Regions from separate parts of the Homo sapiens genome. Here regions 1 and 2 are each linked to region 3. Evidence: chromatin loops called from intact Hi-C (ENCODE). Cell type or tissue: endothelial cell of umbilical vein. All regions are shown on one strand. Each heading gives the region's core, and the rest is flanking DNA. Links, peaks and the distances in the headings are about the cores only.

Region 1 (8,153 bases), core at 1,110-6,109, 1.2 Mb before region 3:
ACATGGACTGGAAACACTTCTGTGTTTCAGGCACTTTATGTAAACATCCTCATTTATCCATAAAGGTATTTGTGAATAAGGTGGGAAACCTTATTTTCATTTTATAGACGAGGACACAGAGGCTCAGATAAATCAAATGACTTAAGTTCACCGGCCAGTATATGCCTGTGTCAGGAAGTATATTCAGGTCTTCCACACTCTTCCACTAGACCCTTCTCGGTGCTACCGATGGCTGGCCCTCCAGGAGACTATCTGGCATCCTGCCCCGTGCCCATCCCCAGGGGAGGAGCTTTGGATCTTTGTGGACACAGGCTTAGAGAGCTCCATCACCACTTCCACGGTGGGGGATGTGCATGCCATTGTGTTACTCTGCCTGCTTTCTGGAGCACCCCTAGCAGCTACTTCTGGACCCCAATTTCAGTGTCTTGCCTCATGCTCAGGCTGCATGCCTCCTGCCTCTCTCACATGGGCTTTCCTTCCTGCTGCAGAGGCACATGATGCTGCAGGACTTGCTGGGTGTCCACACACAAGACCTGGCTTGCCCAGCCAGGCATGGAGAGCAGTGACCTGCAACCACTCGCAGACCTGCCTCCCATGCTGTGTGGATATGGCTTCCCCAGGGCTTCCCTGGAAGTGTAGGTGAGTTAACGTCCTATGGAGTGACTAATGAGAGACAGCAGATGGGACTGATCTGGATGATAAATTCTCTATTCTCAGCCTGATGGGCTATTCTGAGATGTGGTCTTTCCAGATAGTCCCCCTGGAGAGGTCCATCATGCCCATGCTGTGTATTCTGGTGGGCAGTGGCCAGGGAGCTGCCTGGATTTGCTTTCCCCATCTTCACTTCACACACCTCTCATGCAGCAGCACTTTGTACTTGCTTCCCCTCTTCCCATTCTTCACTTTCCTTTTTCCTTCAGTTTTATTTCCCTTAGATTGCAACTCCCTCACTCTAATAAAGTGTTAGCATGCAACTTTTACCCAGAGTTCTGTTTTCTAGGCAACACAGGCTAAGACAATAATAACAGTAAGAATAATTTTTTTTACCACATATTGAGTTTACTACGTGAGTTACATCATCTCACTGAATCCTTGCACAATCTCTATGAAGAAGGTACTATTATTATCACCATTTTAAAAACAAGAAAATGAAGTATCAGAGATGTTAACCCATTTCCCCTTGGCCCCAAGAATACTCGCCAGCATGCTTGCTGCTGCATTGTTTACCCTGAGATAACTCATGGATTGCAGTCCTAACTTTACCCCCAAAGTTTACCACCACAAAATATCTCGCTTTTATTATTATTTTCACATCACTCTAGTCTATCAACTTTGGAAACAAAAGACAACATTATATTAATGGCATTCTGTTTTTAGTAGTGGTCTTTCCATTTATGAAATTTCCATTTATGAAATAATTCCTGATTGCTGAGAATGTCAAATCCTAGAAAACGTAGCATTCCTACATGTGATTTTTTTTTTTCTAAATGGGAACATGCTCTGGTCACACGAAATGTAAGTGGCAAAGTGAGGATTTAACTCAACTCATCTGTTCAACTCCAGAACCTGAACTCTAAACCACCCTTGAATAAAGTTGCCTTTAACCTTGAGAGATAGCAAGGAAACAGCAGTCTCTGCAAGAAGCCACCTTCAGGAGACTCCCAAGGATTCCCAGGAAGCCCAGGGAGAACCTCAGGGGAAAGCTCTCAGATACTCACGTTGTAAACGCTGGGTTGTATTTGGCACCTCGGTAGTAAGAGTACAGGTTGAACATCCCAATCATGAAGGCCACAAATACCATGATGAAAATGACCATGAACTTGAAGATATCTTTCACAGTTCTCCCTAGCGAGATCTGCAGGGGCCCAAAACTCTCGTTGGCTGGCAGAATGTATGCAATGCGAGAGAAGCTCAGCACGACGGCTATCGCGTAGAGCCCTTCCGATATGATCTGAGGGTCTGAAGGCCACCACTTGTCCCTGGCTAAAAGAAAACAATCTGGGTTACTCACGAGGCCACAGGATCTATTCTAGAAGAGAAACCAGTTAGGCATCTTTAGAGGTCTCCAACTGCATCATTTGCCATTCTTGTCCTTGTCCTTAAATTAATCCCAATATCCAGAAGTTGCCACCCTCCCTCTTGGAATGTGCTGGACCATCTGCCTGGAACACTCTTCTCTCACTTCGAAGTATGATTCATTCCTAATCCTCCTCTAAGACTCTGCTCAGGCATCACCTCTTTCAGGAAGCCTTCTGTGATCCCCCTTACCCCCACCACGGGCTGGGCAGGTTCCCAGTTTCCGTCTGTGCTCTCATTGTATCCTGTACACCCTCCATGTCTTGGCACTCACCAGGCCACTTGCTATTCTGTCTCCCTCACCAGTGTTTAGCTCCATGCTCAGGAGCTGTCCCACTCACTGGGGAGGCAGCGCGAGGAATAAGATGGGCAAGAGCATGGACTTGGGAGTCAGACATCCCTGAGGCTGAATGTGGCCCATCCACCTACTGGCCACATGACTCTGAGAGACAACTAACTAACCTTTTGAGCTTTATTTTCCTCCTCTCTAAATTATGGATAATATCCATTTCACAGGACTGTGGAGAGGATGAAATGAAATCATACATGTAAAGTGCTCAGCACAGGGTCTGGCACACAGCAGGTACAGATAAGTGTTTGTCAAATGACTGAATAGACTTTTAACCACAAGTTTAGACCAGACACAGGTCAGAACAAATAAGCTCACATGGGGACCAGGAATCTAAAGGATCTTGCCTGAAAAAATACTCTTGGGTTTTGTTCCTCAGGTACTGTGTGCTGGGATATTGCTCCTTGATTAAGCTAAGGCCCCAAAGTGGTGACCAGTCAGGCAGGTTTGCCACGACAGCCCTGTTCCAGGTAGGCAAGGGTCCTAGGACTGATCCTGAGCTGGGAAGGCTCTGCTTGTGGTCACTGTGACCACAAGGGCCTGAGCTCTCCTATGGGTATTTCTGCTGCAGAGCAAACCTGCAAAGTGTTCCTATTGCAGTTCTAATGGTACAAGGAGCAGCACCTATCACGAATCAGCTGTCTATTACATGTCAGTGATTCTCAAGTGAGGGCAGCACTTCTCTCATGGAGGATGTGTGGCGGTGTCTCTGGTTGTCAAAGTGACTGAATAGGAGTACTACTGGGATGCTAATGTCCTGCAATGCTCCAGACAGATCTGTACAATGAAAACTGCCCTGCTGGAAAAGCTAATAGTGTCCCTATTGAGAAATGCTGAGTGAAATATTAATTGAGAAGCATTGAGAAACCTAAATTAGCACTTACACTTACATTAGCTGTAATTTTCACAACAGCCCTGTAGAGTAGATATCATTATTGCCATTTTTAAGATTGGATTTAGGGTATGGGGTCCTTTTCAGAGACCGGTAAATGCAGATAGCAAGGATATTACATAGCAATTCGTGGCATTCCAAGGGAGATTGAAGAGGAAGGCTTTTATTCTTTATTTTCAAAACTAGACTCTGTTAAATAATTATAATAATAGAGAGCAGTAAGAAACCTTTAGTAAAGGAAGCCAGGCCACAAAGTTTCATGGAGTGATTCTAAATTGCATTTGGAAATATAATAACATTACAGATTCTATGTTCTCATCAAGGTCATACCTCAAAAAACCATGAAAGACTAGTAAGCAGAATAAATTACATGTTTTCCAATATATCTGTCATCTTCTATGGATAAATATTTGGATAAGATAAAATAAGACATAACTTCTCCCGTTAAACAGAAGGCAAAAAGGAATTCTTTTTTTCTGCGGCCTCTAGCTCACCATCTTAAACCTCAGTCACAATAACAAGACACTCTTATAATCTACTCAGATAGATTTAGCTGTTGTCAGATCCTGGTGACTAGGTCAGGACTTATATTGAAAAATATTATATTTCAACTGACTTGTAAAGAGTTGTGATGAGTGTAGAATGAACAGCACTGTGATGATTTGGACAAAGGGGTTTTCTCCTTAGAGCTATTTCCAAGAGAAAAATTGCCCTATCACAACCTGAAAAATTGTTATCTGCGCATTTGGTGCTGTAGAGGTTGGAAGGAGCCACCGTCCAGCTGGCCACAAGAGGGCTCTCCTGCCCTGTAACTGGAGCACAAGTTAAGCCAGAAATCCAAAGGATTTCCAAGGGCACAGCGTGAACCGCAAATACAAGAGCAATAACGTACTATGCTTTGGGTTGGGTGAGACCTTAATACAACCCATAAAGCAACAGAAGTCAGAAGTGGACAATACTGCAGCCTGAATCCTGGCATTAAGAAAAGTACATAATGCAGCATCAATATTCTCTCTTCCTTCCTTGATGAACCCTAACAAGACAGAGGATAATATCCAAGCTATTTTGCTTTAAGAAAGTCTGAATTTGCCAAACCCCAAAATGGCAGAGGGTGGGTGGGTGGATGACTTGTAATACTACAAGACTCTCCATTTCTCAATGGAGATTTCCCTACCACATTTACATGTAACATAATCTACACTGAAAACGGGCAGTTACTCAACTTTTGCGTTAAGCGAACAACCCTCTGCAGATCATTGTTGTACCTGACCACAGAATCATTGTTGTATCTTACCATAAAGATTCTGTGGTCCCGGAGCCATCTGGCTTCATGTAACAGGGACATTCAACACTCAATCCCTTCAAGATGTTGTAGCTACCATTAGCAATTGCCTACTAAGTGTCCAGCTGCTTTTTACTGTTAACAAGTATCTACTGTTCCTTCAACTTTCAACATCTTTCTGTTTCAGTACAGAAATTACAGTGTTTGAACAAGAAAATGACCCAAAAGGTAGTAGTAAGACATAACTTATTTTAAAATAAGTAAGCAGATAATAGCTGCTACCATTAAGTGAGCATTTACTATTTTCACAGCAGAGTGCAAAGCGCTTCACATACACTATTTTATTCAGCCCTCAAAACAAACTTTTTGATGTAGGTATTATTATCTCTGTTTTACATATGAGAAAAAAGAGCTCAGAAAAGTTAAGTAAACAAGATCTCACAGTAAACTACCGAACTAGGATTTGAATCCAGGTCTCTTCTACTCCAAAGCTTGGGGACATAACCACTATGCTATTCAGCATGATTTTCAAATCATGTCAGGCCAGGATTCCCTGCTATACAAGGCAATCCTGTATTTTCTGGAAACATTATAAGCCCTGCTATAAAAACCTGATTCTTCATGTTTAAAATAGGGACAAAAGAAGGACCCTTTTTTGCCGGGCTATTTGCAAGAATTAGAATTGTGTGTATAAAATGTCTACACAATTCCTGGCACATAGTAGGTTCTCAATAAACATATGTTATAACTATTATTAGTATTCCTAAAGTCTCAATCTACTACATCAAACTGTAAGCCTTTGCATTTTGCAAGAATTAAGGTAATTAAGGTATCTTCTAAGAATGTATCTTGCCACCAAGCAATAACTAGGAAAGCAGGATTTATTTTTGCACAAAACACAGGGATCCAATATAGAAGGAAAATTCTTCCGCATATACATATCCCTTTAGCGCTCCTGGATGCACATCAGAAACAAGACGTTTCTTAAAAACAAACAAACTACAGAAATGTTCCCAAGGGCCTTTCAGAAACAAATTCACCCTTAACACAAAAAGATTCATTTCTCAAAGTCACTAATTCCACGTTCTATTCTGCTGGCTACACTTCCAGGACCAAGGGTTTTTTTGAGGTGGAAAGGATGCTCTGCACTGACAGTGGAACTGCCAAAGTCGGCTGTGTTACAAATCATGGGCCACTTGATTACAAATAGCGTTACAAGTTCACCAGCCACAGTGAAGCACCAGGCCCACGTCCCGGAAGCGCCAAAATGGAGTAGGGGAAGCACTCTCCGACTCACCGTAGGTGAAGTATGCCACTTCCGGCGGAAGCGAGACATTGTGCAGCGTGTCGTCCTGCACGTGCTGGTCCACGTACAGCTGTGCCTCCGTGGCCTTCAGGAAGGCCATGAAGCGTGCTGTGAAGGAGGCCACGAAGATGGACAGCATCCCGAAATCTAGCAGGTTCCACAAGTGCAGCACGTACTCCCGTGGCCCCTCCTCCCAGATTTCCTTGCATTCGGACCAAATCATTCCTGTGGGAGAAGGAGAAGGCCAGGCTCACTTTTCGTTTCTCTTGGCATTTGTGACCGCATGAGGTCATGGAGGGAACCAGAGTACAAATGTAAATATCAGCTCTTTGGAGCTGGGACCGTCGATAGCCAGAGGCAGACAGAAACGTGTTTTCAAAGGCAGATTTAGACCCAGGAGACTCAGAGACTTGGCCTTGTGCTTACGAACACACTGTCTCTGCAAGTGAGGAGAGAGTTTTCATTCGTTGATAGATTCTTGGAGGGAATATAGGAGAAATACAGTTGCTGACATTTATACACTTTAAGAACTTTAAGAACTTAAAGAATCAATTAGTCCTAAATTAAATATAGGGAAACTGAGGTCCAGGAATTGTAAAGGGCTTTCTGAAGGTCCCCCCACTCCATGCCCCAAATTCTACAGAAATGCCCCAAGAACCTAGAACTATGGTTTTTTTTGGACATAGAACCCAGTTTTTTGTTTTGTTTTGTTTTGTTTTTAAATCCCAGATTAGAATGCTTCTGTATTTCTGTGTCATGAGCATTAATTTAGGGTTATTAGATTTTTTCTTACTCTTTCATAACTTATTGGATTTTAAAGATATATGTCCTCATTGTTACATACTAAACAATATAGAAGTATATAAACAAAATGTTACTAGTTTCCCCAGCCTTCCTCTAAGCCAGCAGCCCTTTTGGCACCAGGGACCAGTTTCATGGAAGACAATTTAACACAGGGTGGGGTTGGAGTGGGGGTGGAGGGTGGGATAGTTTCCAGATGAAACTGTTCCACCTCAGATCATCAGCCATGAGATTCTCATAGGATGGCAACCTAGATCCCTCACATGCATAATTTACAATAGGGTTTAGGCTCCTATGAGAATCTAATGCCGCTGCTGATCTGACAGGAGCTGGAGCTCAGGAAGTAATGCTGGCTTGCCCACCGCTTACCTCCTGCTGTTCAGCTCGATTCCTAACAGGCCACAGACTGGTACCAGTTGGCGGCCCAGGGGTTGGGGACCGCTGCTCTAAGCCATCCCTGTGAGGTAGCCTGAGCTAATAGTTGATGAGTATCCTTCTAGACCTGTACTGTCCAATACCATAGCCACCAATCATATGTGGATACTGAGCACTTGAAATGTGTCTAGTTTGAGATGTGCTGTAAATGTAAGGTACACACCAGATTTCAAACACTTACTATGAAAAAAGAATGTAAAGTATCTCATTAATAATTTTTTGCATCAGTTACATGTTGCAGTGATTAATATTTTGGATATGATAGGTTAAGTATGTTGTTAATTTCACCTATTTGTCTTTATAATATGGCTTTTAGAACATTTAAAATTATATAGCTCATGGTTGTTGCTTGCCCTGTATTTCTATTGAATAATGCTATTCTATACCTTCACATTTACTGATTACTAAATTATTACTATTTAAATTATTTTAAATTACCGGCATACCTTGTTTTATTGCACTTTGCTTTATTGTGCTTCACAGAGACTGTGTTTTTTTCAAATTAAAGGTTTGTGGCAACCTTGTGTTGGGAAAGTCTATTGATACCATTTTCCCAATAACGTGCTCACTTTTGGTCTCTATGTCATATTTTGGTAATTCTCACAATATTTCAAACCTTTTCATTATTATATTCATTATGGTTGGTCTGTGACCAGTGGTCTTTGTGATCTTTGATGTTACTATTGTAACTGATTGGGGGTATCATGAACCACTCCCATATAAGATGGCAAACTTAATCAATAAATGTTTTGTGTGTTCTGACTGCTCCACTGACCTGCTGTTTCCCTGTCTTTCCCTCCCCTCGGGCCTCCTATTCCCAGTATTTCAACAATATTGATATTAGGCCAATTAATAGTTCTACAATGGTTTCTAAGCTTTTAAGTGAAAGGAAGAGTTGCATTGCATTTCTCACTTTAAATCAAAAGCTACAAATGATTAAGGTTAGTGAGGAATGTGTATCAAAAGCTGAGATAGGCCAAAAGCTAGGCCTTTTGTGCCAGACATCTAAGTT
Region 2 (8,153 bases), core at 1,110-6,109, 140 kb before region 3:
AGCTCATGATCAGCTCTGCTTGTGGAAGGAGAGGGTCAGGGAAGGCTACGCAGAGAAAGAGATGCCTGACTGGGTCTATAAGAACGAGTAGGAGTTGCCAGGCAGACATGTTACACCCACATGCACATATGGGGAACGGCAAGCAGGTGAGTGTACACAAATGCTTTAAGGATCATGATGCAACCCAGCTTGTACTGCTGGGACAAGCTGAATATAGACTACATATTTCCTTTAAAGAGATCAGTGTGTTTCCATTTGTGACAAATGATTCTCATACAATCTTTGTGAAGTTGGAAGGAAATGGAACTTCTCTCATTCTGTCACAGCAGAATAATTGGAACCCTTATAATTCCCTCTTCTTACCTTCTGTTAATAATCCACCTTTCATCAGAATAAAATATCATTACCCTAAGGTACCATTCCATTTAAACCTTATGGATCTTCCTAGGAATCAAGAAATCATTGCCAGGCTCACTTCACCCTGAGACACAAATGAGAAAAAAAAAGACCAGAAATTTGCCTTCTGACAAGGACTTCTGGAGTCCCATTTCCTTCCTGAGGACTGTACCAGTCACTGCAAATCCTGAAGGTTTTTCTATGCAGAAGTCAGAAAGCACCAAGTGATGCAACTAGCCTGCTTAGGGAGGAGGAGTAGAGTAAAGGTGTTTTGTGGCTGCTATGTGTCCATGAGACACATCACTGAGCAATGACTGAACAAATCAGTCACTTTCCCAAGGCCAAAAAATCACTCCACCATCCTTCATACCTGCCAAGCATCCCCAACAGGTGATGTTCATCCAACACCACTGCCCAACTCCCAGAAGAGGACACAGCCTTGACCCAGGGCATCTCTTACCCCTGATCTGTACAACACGTTTGGCTCTTATTACCTTCATGACGGAAAGGAAGGAAGGAAGGAAGGAAGGAAGGAAGGAGGAAAGAAAGAAAGGAGGGAGGGAGGGAGGGAAGGGGAGGGGAGGGGAGGGGAGGGGAGGATGGAAGGAGGGAAAGGAGAGACAGAAGGGAGGAGGTGGAGGAGTGGGGGAAGGAAGAGGGGAAGGTGGAGGGGAAGGGGAAGAGGAAGGGGAAGGGGGAGATAAACTTCCTCCCTCTGTAATATCTCCCCAGACAGCCGTATCTTTCCACCAACCATGACAAGAAATTGAACCTATCCAACAGGTCTTCAGCAGTTTCCTGCAAACCTGGAATGTTCCAGGTGGCTGTGCATCTAAGAGACATTTTCTGTTGGTTTTTGAAAACTGTTTATATCAGAGTTTGATATTCTTTGGCTAACCCCTAAGACTCTGTCCAAACAGATTAAACACTCAAAACTTTGAAGGGTTTTTCTATGCCTCCTGGACAAAATTTCAAGACTTACATGATCAAGTCAAGACTCTAGGTACCCTGAACTCCAATTTAATAGGCACTTTTGGATGGTACTGAAAGTATGAACTCATCACAAAGCCTGCAGTATAGAACAGAGCACAGCTTCTTAAGGCATCATTTCTGGGATGAAGGCTAAAAATTGTCTATCACAGCCAGTTAGCCTCAAAGGGAGTCTAAATAAATCGAGCCCACTGGGGAGTCTGTGAAATAAGACCTATATTAGGAGCAATCTTTTGAGCATCATGTCCATATGAAGTAAGAATTCTCCCTCTAACTGGGGCACAAGACCCTCTTAAGAATAAAACTTTGGATCATTTCACAGTAATATGACTGTATCTTAGAAAGCAATCTAGGGATTGAACTAGAAATTTGCATGATACTCTCATTTGGTTATAAGACCCCTCTCTGGCTGTTCGTCACTAGGAAAGCAATTGCCCACGGGAAGGTGAGCAAGATACAAGGCATTCTCATTATCACCTCCCTCTCTGATTAAACACCAAAATATGTTTGATCCAGAGCATACAAAATCAATTAAGAGAGTTAACACATGTAAAGCATGTTGAATCCTGAATCAAAATTAGCTATTATATCAATAAAAATAATAGCTTCCATTTATTGAGTATCTACGACAGGGCAGACAGTAGGTTAGCACATGTGCTCTCTAATTTAATCCTAACAGCCAACCCTGCAGGATAGTGCTAACTCTCACATTTTACAAAGGTAAAGAAATGCAAATTGTGTTAGTTTCTGCCTTGCTTGCAGGCCTTTGCTAATGAAAAGTCATTTTTACTTTTTTATAAAGCACTGCAGTCCATACTAAGGAGCAAATGCAGTCAGCATTTGTATATGCTTGCCCAAATTGGATAAAGATAAAAAGTCAAGAAGAAATACATAGGCAGATACATTTCCTGAACTGGATTTTTTTTCCTCTAGGATGGACATAATATAGCGTGGAGCTTTCTCTACATCACTTGCACATCTATGTGGGTTACCTATCCACTGCTGGGAGATGGCTGTGGTCCACAGATTTGTCCTGAAGCAACTTCAGAGACCCTCGTGGTGACAAATGTACTACTAAATCCCCACAAGGGTGTCCCTGACCAATTCCATCTCCTGATCACCCAAGTAATTAAGAGGGCCAACTTCTATTTCAACCACTCAGAGAGGATTTAAGACCAAGAGCAATTGGTGCCATTAGTCTCTTGTTGCAGATGCACAAGTCTAAGCCCAGGTCAGCTGTCAAACATAAACATGCAAGATCCAACATGCAATCAGTTTGCCACACCAGCCATCTCTCCCTGTGTCATTCCTCATGGGAAACACATAAAAACAAACACACAGGTAACAAGGCAAAAGGAAGAAGGCAGGCATTGTGTGCTCAGAACTTGGGAAGAGTGTTGGTTTGAGTTTTGCCCTTGCTAAAATGTTGTGTCACCTCACATCTTACAAAGGCACACAGTCTTGTCCACATTAATCCAACAGTCATCTGGACCCACATGGACCTTGAGCATCCCTAAAGTCGCCAGAAGGCAGACAGGATCCGGGATCTCACAACAGTGCTGCTGAACCTTCAAAAGGCAAGAGTACTTCCAAATATACCCTTCCTAGGATGCACCCTTAAGTCAATGGAGGTGATTCTCTCTGGAACATTGCCTCCTATTTCAGGAATAAGTCCAGCATTTCCAAATGAGTCTGCGCACTTTGATCTCTGCAGTGCCTCACTTTATTTCTAAAGGGCTTTATTTTAGGAAGATAGTCTTGATAATAATACAGCACAGTGATATTTGGGGTTCCACCACTCACAGTAACTACTAATTTCTTTTCCTTCCATCTCATTTAGGTGCACATTTCTCAGAAGACTGTCTACCATCCCAAAGAAAGCTGGTAGATCAGGGTTTCTCAAACTTCCTCCAAAGAGATGACTCAGAGACTGGGACTGGCTTCCTCTGGGAAGCCTTCACTCAACACTTCAAGTGAATTGATGGGTCCCTTCTGTACATGTTTCTACATATCCTCTACTTCCCATTAGGGCATTATCATATGATGTCTGTTATGGATTGAATGTTTGGGTTCCCTCCTAAATTCACATGTTGAAAAAGAACCCTAGCCCCCAGTGTGATGATATTTGGAGGTGAAGTGTTCGGGAGGTAATTAGGTTTAGATGAGGTCATGAGGGTGCTGCCCCATTAAGGGATTTGTGTCCTTATAAGAGGAAGAGACCCCAGAGTCTCCTCTCTTCTCTACGTGAGGATACAGAGAGAAGTTAGCCATCTGCAAGTCAGCAAGTGGGCCTCACCAAGAACTGAATCTGCCAGCACCTTGACCTTGAACCTTCTAGCCTCCAGAACTGTGAGAAATAAGTGTCTTTTGTTTAAGCCACCCAGTCTATGGTATTTTGTTATAGCAGCCTGAGCTATGACAATGTTATAATGATTAATTATCTCTCTATATGCCCTACTAGACTGTGAGCTCTGTAATGGGAGAGATAAGGTCTAATTTACTCACCACTGTATCAGAGTCACCTAACAGGGTCTGGGATATAAGAGGCACTAAGGAAATATCTGTTGAGTGAGTGGATGCATGGGTGGGTGGAAGCATGTGTACGTGCATAGATAAAAATTATGGTTTTAAAGAATATCAGACACTAGAGGAAATGCTTTATGGCATAAGTAAAAATGCAGGAAATAAAATTATTTAAACAATGTGATTTCAATTATGTAAACATTTACACACGATTAGGAATCTGGAAGGAAATATGCTAAAAAATGCTAATAGTGGTCATCTGGGTGGTAAGATTTGGATGACTTGTTGCCGTTGTCTTCATTTCCCATGTTTCCACAAATTGCGTATATTACATTTATGATTCAGAAATAAGATTACATTTTTAAAAAGCAAATTACTGAGAAAAAAACTTGTCCTCACATTTTAGGAGGTTTTCACCTATAAAAACAGGGCAGAGAGACTCGGGAAAGAAGTCAAGACTCTGGGTGAGTTCATGTTCCCAGAGTTTAGGAGCTCCTGCCTCTCCCAATTTCCCAGAAGCATGAGGGACCCTCAAACACAATGATTTTACAGCGAGCTTCCCCCTTAAGTGTTCCTCTCAGCCCCAGCCACTCAGTAAGGCGAGCTGTTCAGAGATGGAGGTGGAAGAAATGCCACCTTTTGAGGACAGATCCAAAACTACGAGGGATCAAGAGACCAGAAGAAAAAGGCTGGGAAGGAATTCCACCCAAATCTTCAGAGCCATCAAGACCAAAACCAAGAGAAGCACAAACATGTTCATCAAGCATTGAGAAGTTCCTCCCAAAACTCAAAAGTACAGAAGAAGGTCACTGCTTTAAAAGTGACTTATTTAAGGGTTAGAAGGGGGGTGGTGAAATTATAGATAATGACAATAATTGTAATAACCACTGCAGTTTACCATTTATTAAGGACTTAACACAGACGTCAGCAACCTTTTTTTTTTTTTTTTTGAGACAGAGTCTCGCTCTGTTGCCCAGGCTGGAGTGCAGTGGCATGATCTCCACTCACGGCAAGCTCCTCCTCCCAGGTTCACACCATTCTCCTGCCTCAGCCTCCCAAGTAGCTGGAACTACAGGCGCCCGCCACCACGCCCGGCTAATTTCTTTTTTTTTAGTAGAGACAGGGTTTCACCATGTTAGCCAGGATGGTCTCGATCTCCTGACCTTGCAATCCACCCACCTCAGCCTCCCAAAGCGCTGAGATTATAGGCATGAGCCACCGCGCCCGGCCAGCAAACTTTTAATGTAAAGGGCCAGGTAGTAAATATTCTCCACTTTGTGAGCCATATGACCTCTCCTCAACTCTGCCATTGTAGTGCAAAGACAGCTATAGATAATACATGAAAGAATGAGCATGGTTGCCTTCAAATAAACCTCTATAAAAACAGACAGACAGGGCAGATTTGGCCTGAGGGCCACAGTTTGCAACCCGTGGCTTAACATGGGCAGGCATTGTACTAAGCTCCTGACTTAGCACTAATTTAATTCCCACAACCCTCAAGTGGGGAAACTGAGACTCAGGAAGATTAAATCACTTGCCAGGCTATACTGTCAAAAGGTGGCAAGGCTCAACTCAACCCTAGGTTAGTTTGACTCCAAAGGGGACACACTTTTTCATGAGGTTATTCAGCCTCAGAGGCCCTCATGACAGTAATCAATCCTCCTTCACCACATGAACACGTACGGAGCACATCTTTGTGCCAGTATCAGGCTGAGTATGGGAGATCAAGGATGAATAAGATCCAGACCTTGCCTTCCAAAGTTCATAATTTGAGATGGGCATCTGCCCTGTAAGTACCTACCTAGCTCTCCCTCCCCAATACAAGTATGTCCCCAACAGAATAAAATAGGTCCAGGGATACCAAAAACTCACACCACAGACATGCATTAAATGCACCTCATTTCTTTACAAAAGGATTTTATGCTCTACACAAGACACTGCTAAGAAGTGACCCCACTCAGAACTTGTAAATATTGGCTTACACATCCATAAGTCCGGAGTGCGGAGGCCAAGAAACAAACTGCAGCCTGAGAAGCTCTACCAGAAATTTACTGTACTGAGTCACAGTTCAGCTTGATGGTTAAGGGCATAGAACCTGAAGACAGACCTGGACTGGAATCACAGCTCTGCATCACCTTGGGTAAATGACCAACCTGCTCTAAAAGCTTCAGCTACCTCACCTGTATACAAAAGTTAAGAATCCTTACTGTCCTAGAGCTGTCAGGAGACAATGTAGGGTTGGAGGACGGGGACTAGATTTGTCTTATCCATCATCATATCCTCAGCACGAGGCAGATACCAGGTGCAAAATAAATACAGGGGGATAAATAGAAATGGAGACTTTTTGAAATAACTTCAGTGAAAGGAAAATAGGACTTACTTTGCAAAGAACCTCCCAATTAAAGAAGTCTAGCACTGGAAGCAAGGTGCAGGTGTCCTGCAGAACCAGCCTGGGCAAGCCAGTCACTGGGGACAGGCTTGAGATGCACAAATCCATGCTCAGAATGGGCCTGGTAGGCCCTTCTCTGCAGGAAGCAGGGTGGATGGCAGTAAAAGTGAGCAGTGAGGTTCAGGTGCATCTTCTGTTTACCCATCTCTACATAAACAGCCTGAGATCCCAGGGCCCTGCACCTGCCCCAGCCCAGCCCAGCCCTGCTGCTCATTTCCCCCTAGAAGCTCATCTCCTGCTTCTGATTCTAAATAAACTCTGATCTTATTAACCTCCATCACATGGGGGAGTGAATACCCAGCCTGCCCCTTCACAGGCCTTTCTGACTGAGGCTGCCTCACTGGAGAAGGACAGAGGTTAAATACCGAGATTTGCAAGCAGTTTTCCCTAATACCTAAGCACCATCTGCCCACCTGTGGCTGCTTCATCAACCTCAAAGCTAGAGGCAATGATGTTGGGGAGCGGGGTGACGTTTTTTGCAGCTGTCATGTGCCAGGCACCATGGGGCTTAACACTCAAATTACGAGTGATTTATCTGCCAGTGGAAAGCTAAGTGACCTGATAGAAGAATCTGCACAAAGCCAAAGAAAAATGGAGTCATTTTTACACAGCCTTTGGATGGGGTAGATAAGCACAAGGCTGCAGAACAAAGAGCTTTTTGCATGAGGGTCCCACAGCCCTGGTGATACCTGAATCCAGGTGACAGGAGCACCTATAGTTCTGCTTTGCCTCCACCTATAGCTTCCCCACCTAAGACAAGGGCAATTTGCCCATTTCCCTAACAAACAACTACAGTGGGACTGTATGAAAAGGGCAAAATCTGAACCTGCCCCCCCGAGCCTATATTGTGGGACAGTGCCCAATACTCACTGCTTACAACACCACAGCATTAGCTATCATTTTATACCAAGGATAGAGCAGGATTTAAGAGCCAAGACTTGGAATTAGCCAAAGCTGTGTCCTAGCTGAGGCTCTGTCACTTATTACCATGTGGCCTAAAGGTTCCTCATTTGTAAAATGGGGCTAATAATAGTGCCTCCCTCAAAGAGGTGCTATTAGGATCAGGTGACTTAGTTGCATGCAAACTGCTCCTTCATACTCACTGCAGGACACTGTCATCTCCTCATTTGTTGTCCCAGATGGAATGTGAGCTCCTCACAGGGAGGATTCATGTCCAAGTGCCCAGCATAGGTGCTGGCACACAATAGGGCCTCAGGTCATACTTCTGGTGAGGATACCAACCCAAGCTTGTGGGATGCATCTGCAGAACACCCAGCTTTCCACAGCTGCTCCCCTGCTCAGTCATCCCCTCTCCTCCCAGGCTGCAGTTCTCAGTCCAGGGATCTCCACTAAGACCTTCCTGAAAGCAGTGCTGTGGCCAGTAAACAAGTGAGGAGAGCCCCAGCCATTCTGTCCATCCACACGGGAATCTCTGACCAACTTGAATTAAGTTGGTTTCTTCCCAGCTGTCTGGCACATGCCCAGGATTCAAAGGTTCACCTTCCAAGGGGCAGTTCTGGCTTTCTCAAGCCTTTCTAATTGAGTCAGGTTTGGGAGGAATTCTAGAGTCTACTCCAGAACTGACAGAAGCAGGTAGCCTCTCTTCCCTAGAAGTAAGTTTCTCTCTTTAAATAGAGGACTCTGAGAAATTGCCCCTAAAAGGAACACCAATGCTGGGGCAAACCCTCTCTTTGGAGGGTCTTGGTTAGTCAGCTAAAATTCTCCCTTTTGAAAAAACAATTGTGAAGCAATCTGCCTCCTAATCCATTCATAAATCAGACACTCAAGTCTTAGA
Region 3 (8,153 bases), core at 1,605-6,604:
TAGGAGCAATCATCTGAGCATTGTTCTATTTGTCCTGGATCTGTAACTCCAGGGAATAAGCCATGGAGTTGTTCTAAAGGCTTTACTTCTAAAAAGAAGGGGATAGGAAGTATTTATACATCTAGAGCAATAGGACACTTTTCAAAATGATAAGTAGAGGTTGCCAGGTCACCTCTGGCAATGTCACAGCACACCCAGTAGTCAAGGGATATGGAACACGCACCCCACTGTCATATTCATTTCAAAGTTGACCCTGTAACAACACCCAAGGGCTACAATCAACTCTCTAAGAGCAGCCCTTAGTTTTCAGTTTCCAAGTTTCAAAAATCACATCTGAATCTCTCCCCCAAGTCCAACAAAGAGACAAGTCAGGAGGAAGGCAAGAAGTTTTCTTTCACAATGAGTTCCAAAAATTGACATGCATCATAACAATAATTGTGGGACACAGCCTTTCAAAGTTATCAGTAGCTTCAACAAAACAAAGAAACAGCAAAGAAGCTGAGGCTTTGTCAACCTCAAGCAAGGCTTGGCTCAATGAAAATGATTAGGCTGGCTGAGCAACTGCAAGATTAGCTGAGGCTTTATCGATTGTCCACTGAATAGTAGGTTTCTGTAGAAAGCAAATTCTTACCCTCTGTTCCCAGGCTCAGGCTTTGTGATTATTCCAGGGACTTGCCCTAAAAGAGTGTCTGGTCTGAGTTCCACAACACTTTAAAGAGGTTAATGACATTAAATTATGTCTGAGCCACTGTTAGTGTCAGGTGACTCCATACAGCACATAAAATGGGTGATGAATGAAGAAGTTTGGGATTTTTTTGAACATTTTTAGATGTTTTAATGGCATGCTGGATTAAATTATCATTTTTTAAATATATGCTGCTAAAAATATTAGTTTAATGTCTAAAACCGCTCCAAAAACAAAAACAAAAAAAAATAGTGTATTGGGACATAAAAGCTTTTCTTTTTGTTATGTCTTGGACATTTTTATACTATCTAAAGGCAGTATTTCCTAAACATTAGAATAACCTAGTATGTTTGCTTAAAATATGGATTCCCTGCACTCACCCCAGAAATGTAAAGTCAGATTCTCCAGGGTAGGACCATGGATGCTATAATTTAACAAGCACTTCAGGTGAGCTTCATCCTCAGTCAGGTTTGGAAACACACTGTTCCAAAGATCTAAAAATGTCACCACCATCCATAATAAAGATGGGAAATGAACAGAAGCCCAATTTTAAAAAATTTAAAGCTAAGCAGGAATTCAGAATATCATGCTTATGATACACTGAGACTAGAAAATCTTGAACAGGCATGAAAGCACAGTAAACCTTTCCATAACCCAAAGATCCAAAAAAGCACAAGTGTTTTCAACTCAATCCAGCTGCCAGGAGCACCAAGGCATCTATCTCCAGAGGTGGCCCTTCACTTCTAATCCTGGCTCAATTCTTCCACCTCTAGCAAAGTCAAGCAACTGCCCTGCTCTTCAACTCTATCTAAAAGATAGCCATAGAAAAGTAAAAACAAAACAAAACAAAAAGCAAAATTATCTCTGCCCCAGGTGAATCCTTCATGGTTTGGGCACATTTTTCAGCCATAGGGAAAGGTAATCAATGAAGGATTCTCAGATCTAAGCAGTTAACAGAGCAGGTCAGGAATGGGGCAATGAATGGCAGGAATCTCACTGGGGTAGGGGAGGAAAGTGAGGGGCATATCTACTGCAAAAGACCCTAGTAGTTATTATGTATCAATTAAAAATTTTAATGAAATTACAATTTCGATAAAAGGCCCCAAATAGCTGTGGCTATTCATTGAAAGTGTTTGAAATCCCCTTTCCAAGAGAAGCAGTCCAACATCAACTAGAAAAAAGAAGAGGAGGAACAGAGAGGAGAGTGATAAACCCCCACACAAAGCTATGAGTGCATCTCCTCTGGACAGGGATCTGGAGAGGGTGCTCTTTAAAAAGTGTATGGAAACATCTGGGATTCATTCAATGTCTCAAATTCCCTCTCCCTGCAAGGCCTGCAGATACTGAGAGCAGAGCTTAGAGGAGTCCAGTGGAGGAAGCTGATCCCCATACATATCCCACCTCAAAGAGTCTGTAAACCATGCCCGGGGACATTAACAAAGGGGGTCTGTGGTATAGGTCAAATTATCATATTTAAAAAATACATGCTGCTAAAAATATTAGTTTAACACCTAAAACTGATCAGAAACAAACAAAAAGAAACAGTGCCTTTGAACATTAAAGCTTTTCTCTTTTTTACTGTTATGCCTTGGGCACTTTTACAATATTTAAGGCTTCTCAGAAACAGGAATTCCTAATGTTAAGTACCATAAAACATGGTACTCCCAAGTCCCCTAGAAGGGCATGGCCCTGGCCAGCTGGGGCAGTCCTTGAAGAAGCTGGCAGACGCTCCCACAGAACAGAGGAGATGCCATCTGCTGGAAAGACTGCACCAGATGCCTCTTGCCCCACATCCCTGGGGCACACCTGGGGAGTGGCAGCCAGCCTTGAGGCAGAAACAGGCCGCAAGTGTGTTTCTGCGTGTCCGGGAGTAACTTTCTCCACTCCCAGGGCTCCCACGGAGGAGCAATGCTCTGCCACCCAGGGTCCCTTTCAGGGCAGGGGACCAACTGCACGGGCTAGTTGTTCCTGTTTCAAGATTCCGAGGGTCAAACCACCCCACCTCCCCTGTATTTTATCAGGCCCATTGCCATGACCGCCTCCCTCAACACACACACACACACACATGCAACACCTGACTCCCATAAATAGCTCCCCCATAAATAGCTTGGACCACTCCCAGACCCAACCTCTCCAGTAGGGATTCTCCTGACACACCCCAGAGATGGTCCACGCCACCGCTGCCCCGGGGAGGTTTTCTCCGGAGCTAGGGAAAGTCTACCATCACGGTTAGGAGAAGTCGGAAGCTCAGAGAACCTCTTTCTCCACAGCTACTGGTGATCTGTGCTGTATTTTAGTGCAGTCACCTCCCGCAGCCCTACGAATACACACACCTGGGCCACAGGTAACAGGCAAGCGCATGGAGCCTTCGAAGTTCTCTTTAAAGTTCCTTTCAGGCAAGACCGCACCCAGGAAGCTGGGACCGACCAGCCCCCGCGGGAGATGCCCACCTGTCCCCCTCCCAACCACACACACACACACACACACACACACACACACACCCCAACCCCGCTTCAGGGGTCCCCTCCGAGAGGCTCCGCGCCCCCCAGGGCCGGGTGGCGCCGGTACTCACGTCTCGAAAGCGGTTCCAGTACTTGTCCCGGTCGTACTGGGAGACGGTGCTCAGCCACTGGTCATTGTCTAGGAAATTGCCGTGGTTGGGGCCCGCGCCTCCGGCGAGCGCGTCCAGGTGCCGGCTCTCGACTTGGAGGAAGCACCACGCCGCGGCGGCCGCCGCCAACACCGCGATCGCCGGCATCTGCGGGGCAGGGCGCGCAGGGCGATGAGCGAAGAGGGCGGGCGGCCGCGAGCCCCGGGCACCCAGGCGTCCCAGCGCCCCAGCCCGGAGGCGGGGACCCCGCGGCGGGCACGGGCAGCGCTCGCGCACCTGGGGCGCCTGTCGCGCCTCTAGACCCAGGGACCCCTCTCACGAATGGGGGACTCATCTACGAACGAGGAGGCTGCGTCACGAATCCGAGGCTGCCGTCCAACTACAGGGGACCCGTCTCGTCTATTCTCCGAGTGCCCCACAGATGCCGCCCTCCTATCAGGGGCTTGGTACCCCTCCCCAGAAGCGGGGAGCCCGGGTCCGCACGCCGCACTCCCACAGACGGTGCGGTGCACACGGCTTTGGGGCAGGAGAGGGGAGAACAGGGCTCCAGCAGCACCCGAGCTCCGGCAAGCGGGGTGGGGGCTGCCAGCAGCTGGGGGTCCCCGGCGACAGCTAAGGGAAAGGTCTCCCTTGAGCGCCCTGAGGTCTCGGGGGTAAGAAAGGCGCGCGGAGGTAACCCCAGGCCCTGACCCTGCCAGCCCCCTAGGCGGCCGCGGGGAGGTCCCAACTACTCCAAGTTGGGGCGCGGGGTTCCTCTGGGCACGTACCTTGGGGGCCGGCCCGGGTCCCCTAGTCCGAGTTGCTCGAGCTCCCGCGGCACGGTCGCCGGGAAGGCTGATCGCCGGCTCGCGCCCCTGCGCTCCTGCCACACGCCGCCGCCGAGCGTCTGGCCGCTTTGTGAGCCCGCAGCGATGTGCTCTGCTCGCTCGCTGGCTCGGGCGCGGCGTCCGCGGGCGGAGGAGGCCGAGCGCGCGAGCCAAGGCTCTGGCGCCCCCTGGTGGCCGCGCGCTGCCTGCCCGACAGCCCGGCCGCCCCAGCCCGGAACGTGGTCATTCACATCTTTTTTTTTTTTTTTTTTTTTTTTAATTTACTTCTATTTTTTTTTTTAATTATACTTTAAGTTTTAGGGTACATGTGCACATTGTGCAGGTTAGTTACATATGTATACATGTGCCATGCTGGTGCGCTGCACCCACTAACTCGTCATCTAGCATTAGGTATATCTCCCAATGCTATCCCTCCCCACTCCCCCCACCCCACCACAGTCCCCAGAGTGTGATATTCCCCTTCCTGTGTCCATGTGATCTCATTGTTCAATTCCCACCTATGAGTGAGAATATGCGGTGTTTGGTTTTTTGTTCTTGCGATAGTTTACTGAGAATGATGGTTTCCAATTTCATCCACGTCCCTACAAAGGACATGAACTCATCCTTTTTTATGGCTGCATAGTATTCCATGGTGTATATGTGCCACATTTTCTTAATCCAGTCTATCATTGATGGACATTTGGGTTGGTTCCAAGTCTTTGCTATTGTGAATAATGCCGCAATACACATACGTGTGCATGTGGCTTTATAGCAGCATGATTTATAGTCCTTTGGGTATATACCCAGTAATGGGATGGCTGGGTCAAATGGTATTTCTAGTTCTAGATCCCTGAGGAATCGCCACACTGACTTCCACAATGGTTGAACTAGTTTACAGTCCCACCAACAGTGTAAAAGTGTTCCTATTTCTCCACATCCTCTCCAGCACCTGTTGTTTCCTGACTTTTTAATGATTGCCATTCTAACTGGTGTGAGATGATATCTCATAGTGGTTTTGATTTGCATTGCTCTGATGGCCAGTGATGATGAGCATTTTTTCATGTATTTTTTGGCTGCATAAATGTCTTCTTTTGAGAAGTGTCTGTTCATGTCCTTCGCCCACTTTTTGATGGGGTTGTTTGTTTTTTTCTTGTAAATTTGTTTGAGTTCATTGTAGATTCTGGATATTAGCCCTTTGTCAGATGAGTAGGTTGCGAAAATTTTCTCCCATGTTGTAGGTTGCCTGTTCACTCTGATGGTAGTTTCTTTTGCTGTGCAGAAGCTCTTTAGTTTAATTAGATCCCATTTGTCAATTTTGGCTTTTGTTGCCATTGCTTTTGGTGTTTTGGACATGAAGTCCTTGCCCACGCCTATGTCCTGGGTCATTCACATCTTAATGCAGGGCTAAAATCAGCTTTCAGGCCCAGGCTGGTGCGAGACAGAAGAGGGGACTGAGGATATGAGGCCAAGACGCAGGCCAGCATGGAGGCATTCTCAAAAGGAAGGCCGTCGGGTTATCTAGATCAAAATCACCTGGGTGGAGAGAGAAGCGAACTTCCTAAAAATGATTCCTGCCCCACCGCCCCACTTGCTGAGTCAGCATTCCTTAGGAAAGCTTCCAAGTCTGCACTTTTAATGAGCTCCCGAGGCGTTTTTTATGCATGGCAAAGTTTGATAACCACCGTCCTGCCATTCCCTGGATAAGTGAATATCTGCACTGCCCATCCCAAGTCATGCACCCACCTGCATCTCTGCACTCCCATGCCCTATGCCATGCTTACCACTGTCCTGCCCCTTGAGAACCGGCCCCAGCACTAACCTGTTGAGTTCCCCTAGATGGGAGGGAGGGGAGAGAGGAAAAACAGATCAGGCTACAGGGACAGAACACTGAGAAGCAGAAGTCTGGTCCTGCCCCATCCCCCACCCCGTTTCCAAATACCAGCAATGTTTGGTGAAATAGGGCTGGAAGGGACTTAATGTCTTCCCCTGCCTGTATACAAGTGATACTGGCCTGTCACCTTTCTCTGTACAACTACACCCCATTCCCCAGACACCTGAGCGCTCTTTCAGAACAAGTCTGACCATCCCATCACCCCTCTCCCCTCAACACAAAATTCTTCACAATGCTTTCCTGATAAAGACCAATCTCCTGGCTGGAGCCCCCAGGCCCCGCACATCTGGACCCCGCCTCTCACCCCACTCTCTCCTCCTCTGACCTTCTGGACGGGCTGGCCCTGACCCCAGTGGAAATGGGCTCCCTCCACTCCTGGGTATTCACTTCTGCCTGGGCTGCTGTCCATACCCAGTCCCAGCACAAGTCTCATTAATTCTGCTCTCTGCTTATTCATCCTCACTTCTTCAGAGACTCTTGCTACACCTGTGGACCAGGCCAGCACCTGCAGTGATGCTGTCTTTGAGAACACAGTGCTTCTCTGGCTGTAAGCTCAACTGATATCACTTACTCTATGTCTGCCTCCCCACCTGGCTAGAGCTCCTGAGGGCAGAGGCTATCTTTGTCTTGTTCACCACTTCTCCCAGTGCCCAGAGTTGACACATTGTTAGTGCTCAAAAAAATTTGATAAATGAATGAATGATTTAATGAATGAATGCCACCCAACCATGTCTGGAACAACAACACATCTCAGCCAGCATGCCAACAATAATGTATGGTGTGATCAATAATAAGTTGCGCTACAAATAATTTGGTTACATATAATAGTTGAATGTGTGGAAGTCAGCAGATCTGTGGTTTTCCCAACATTACTCTGCCTGATTTGCATTCCTAGAAACTTTCTCAAAAGGGAGAAAAAGGAATGGAGTCACAGCTACTATGTTGGGGACTGCACATCATCCACGGTTTATTTTATCATGGAATGCTGTGGGTGGGTGCATCAGAGTGGGAGAGAGGTTTAGAAATGATGAAGAGACTGTTTCTTATGTTCATAGAAACCCAAGTAAGCAGCACTTCCCCATTTATCTGCCCAGTGTGACAGCAAGATCTCTCCAAGGAGTTGTCCCTAAATGTCACTTTTGCCTCCTCACCTCCAACTCATTCTTCAACCCACTCCAATCTGCCTTTCATCCTCACTAACTGAAATGACTTGTCACCATCAGCAGCCTCCTCCAAGTCACCAGATCCAGTGGGTACCCTCGATCCTCCCCAGTGTGGCCTCTGAGCAGTTTCTTTTGGCTCCCGTGGCTCCAACCCTCCTGGCTTTCCTGCTCCCCCCATCATTCCTGCTGACATTCCAGTGCTTCTTAGGGCTCAGACCTATCCCTCTTCTCTCCCCCAAAACCCTTTCCCCAGGTGCCCAAGTCCAGTCCTATGCTGAGATCCTCCAGGTACATTTCCAGCCCAGAAATTCCAATGACTTCTGACTGTACCTCCAGCTTCATACTTTACATCTCCTCAATGCCCCACGGGCACGTCAGATCTGTGACCAGGCCAAAACAGAAGTCTGGATGTCCTCCATGCCTCTGTGTTCTCCTTTCATCCCTGTTAGAGTGAATGTATCCGCATCCACATGGCTGCTTAAGTCAGAACCCCACAAGTCATCTCCAGTTCATCCATCTCCTCGCCCCTCACCTCCCATCCATCAGCAAAGGGGGTCCATCCCACTTTCGAACACCCCCTGGAGCCACCCACTTCACCCCACTTCCACAGATACTCCTGAGTCCACAAGACCATCACTTCTCACGTGAAGAACGACGGTGCTTCTTGGCTGGTTTCCTTCTTTCCTTTCCCTTGCAACCCATTATCCACTCAGGTGAGAGCAATCTTTTTTTAAGAGAGCCTTCTCTTTTTAAAATTTTTGTGGGTACATAGTGGGTGTTTGTATTTAGGGGGTACATGAGATGTTTGATACAGGCATGCAATGCATAATGATCACATCACGTAGAATTGGATATCCATCCCCTCAAGTGTTTATCCTTTGTGTTACAAACCATCCAATTACATTCTTTTAGTTATTTTTAAATGTACAATTAACTTATTGACTATAGTCACCCTGTTGTGCTATCAAATACTATGTCTTATTCATTCTTTCTGTTT

The links. Hi-C counts contacts between places; a loop is a spot of excess contacts. Peaks named below come from ENCODE experiments on the same cell type or tissue, not always from the same donor. Only the 100,000 strongest peaks of a DNase experiment are listed, where the experiment ranks them.
Region 1: it touches region 3 in a loop (39-fold over the local background); 4 of 110 quality-filtered maps call a loop at or near these places.
Region 2: it touches region 3 in a loop (5-fold over the local background); 4 of 110 quality-filtered maps call a loop at or near these places.

What each region holds. Positions count from the first base shown.
Region 1 is chr5:136,245,753-136,253,905 of GRCh38, forward strand. It overlaps TRPC7 (transient receptor potential cation channel subfamily C member 7), which reads right to left. Exons shown (of 12, transcript NM_020389.3): 6 at 5,897-6,130; 7 at 1,719-1,983. The region is part of intron 1 of TRPC7-AS2 (TRPC7 antisense RNA 2); the gene reads left to right. Among named protein-coding and RNA genes, the nearest start is that of TRPC7-AS2, 23 kb to the left of the region's middle. RefSeq lists an enhancer at 5,452-5,952 and a silencer at 5,635-5,835. In endothelial cell of umbilical vein, for the core only: a CTCF peak has its summit at 4,124 (motif pointing right); a DNase peak (open chromatin) is centred at 4,119; H3K27me3 peaks cover 532 bases.
Region 2 is chr5:137,357,489-137,365,641 of GRCh38, forward strand. All of the region lies in intron 2 of SPOCK1 (SPARC (osteonectin), cwcv and kazal like domains proteoglycan 1), which reads right to left. Among named protein-coding and RNA genes, the nearest start is that of SPOCK1, 140 kb to the right of the region's middle. In endothelial cell of umbilical vein, for the core only: no CTCF peak of the experiment used is centred there; DNase peaks (open chromatin) are centred at 3,343 and 3,973; H3K27ac peaks cover 3,213 bases.
Region 3 is chr5:137,495,116-137,503,268 of GRCh38, forward strand. It overlaps SPOCK1 (SPARC (osteonectin), cwcv and kazal like domains proteoglycan 1), which reads right to left and starts at 4,211. Exons shown (of 11, transcript NM_004598.4): 1 at 4,064-4,211; 2 at 3,258-3,443. The coding sequence starts at 3,443. RefSeq lists a silencer at 4,162-4,381. In endothelial cell of umbilical vein, for the core only: a CTCF peak has its summit at 4,291 (motif pointing left); a DNase peak (open chromatin) is centred at 4,246; H3K4me3 peaks cover 1,856 bases; H3K27ac peaks cover 1,377 bases.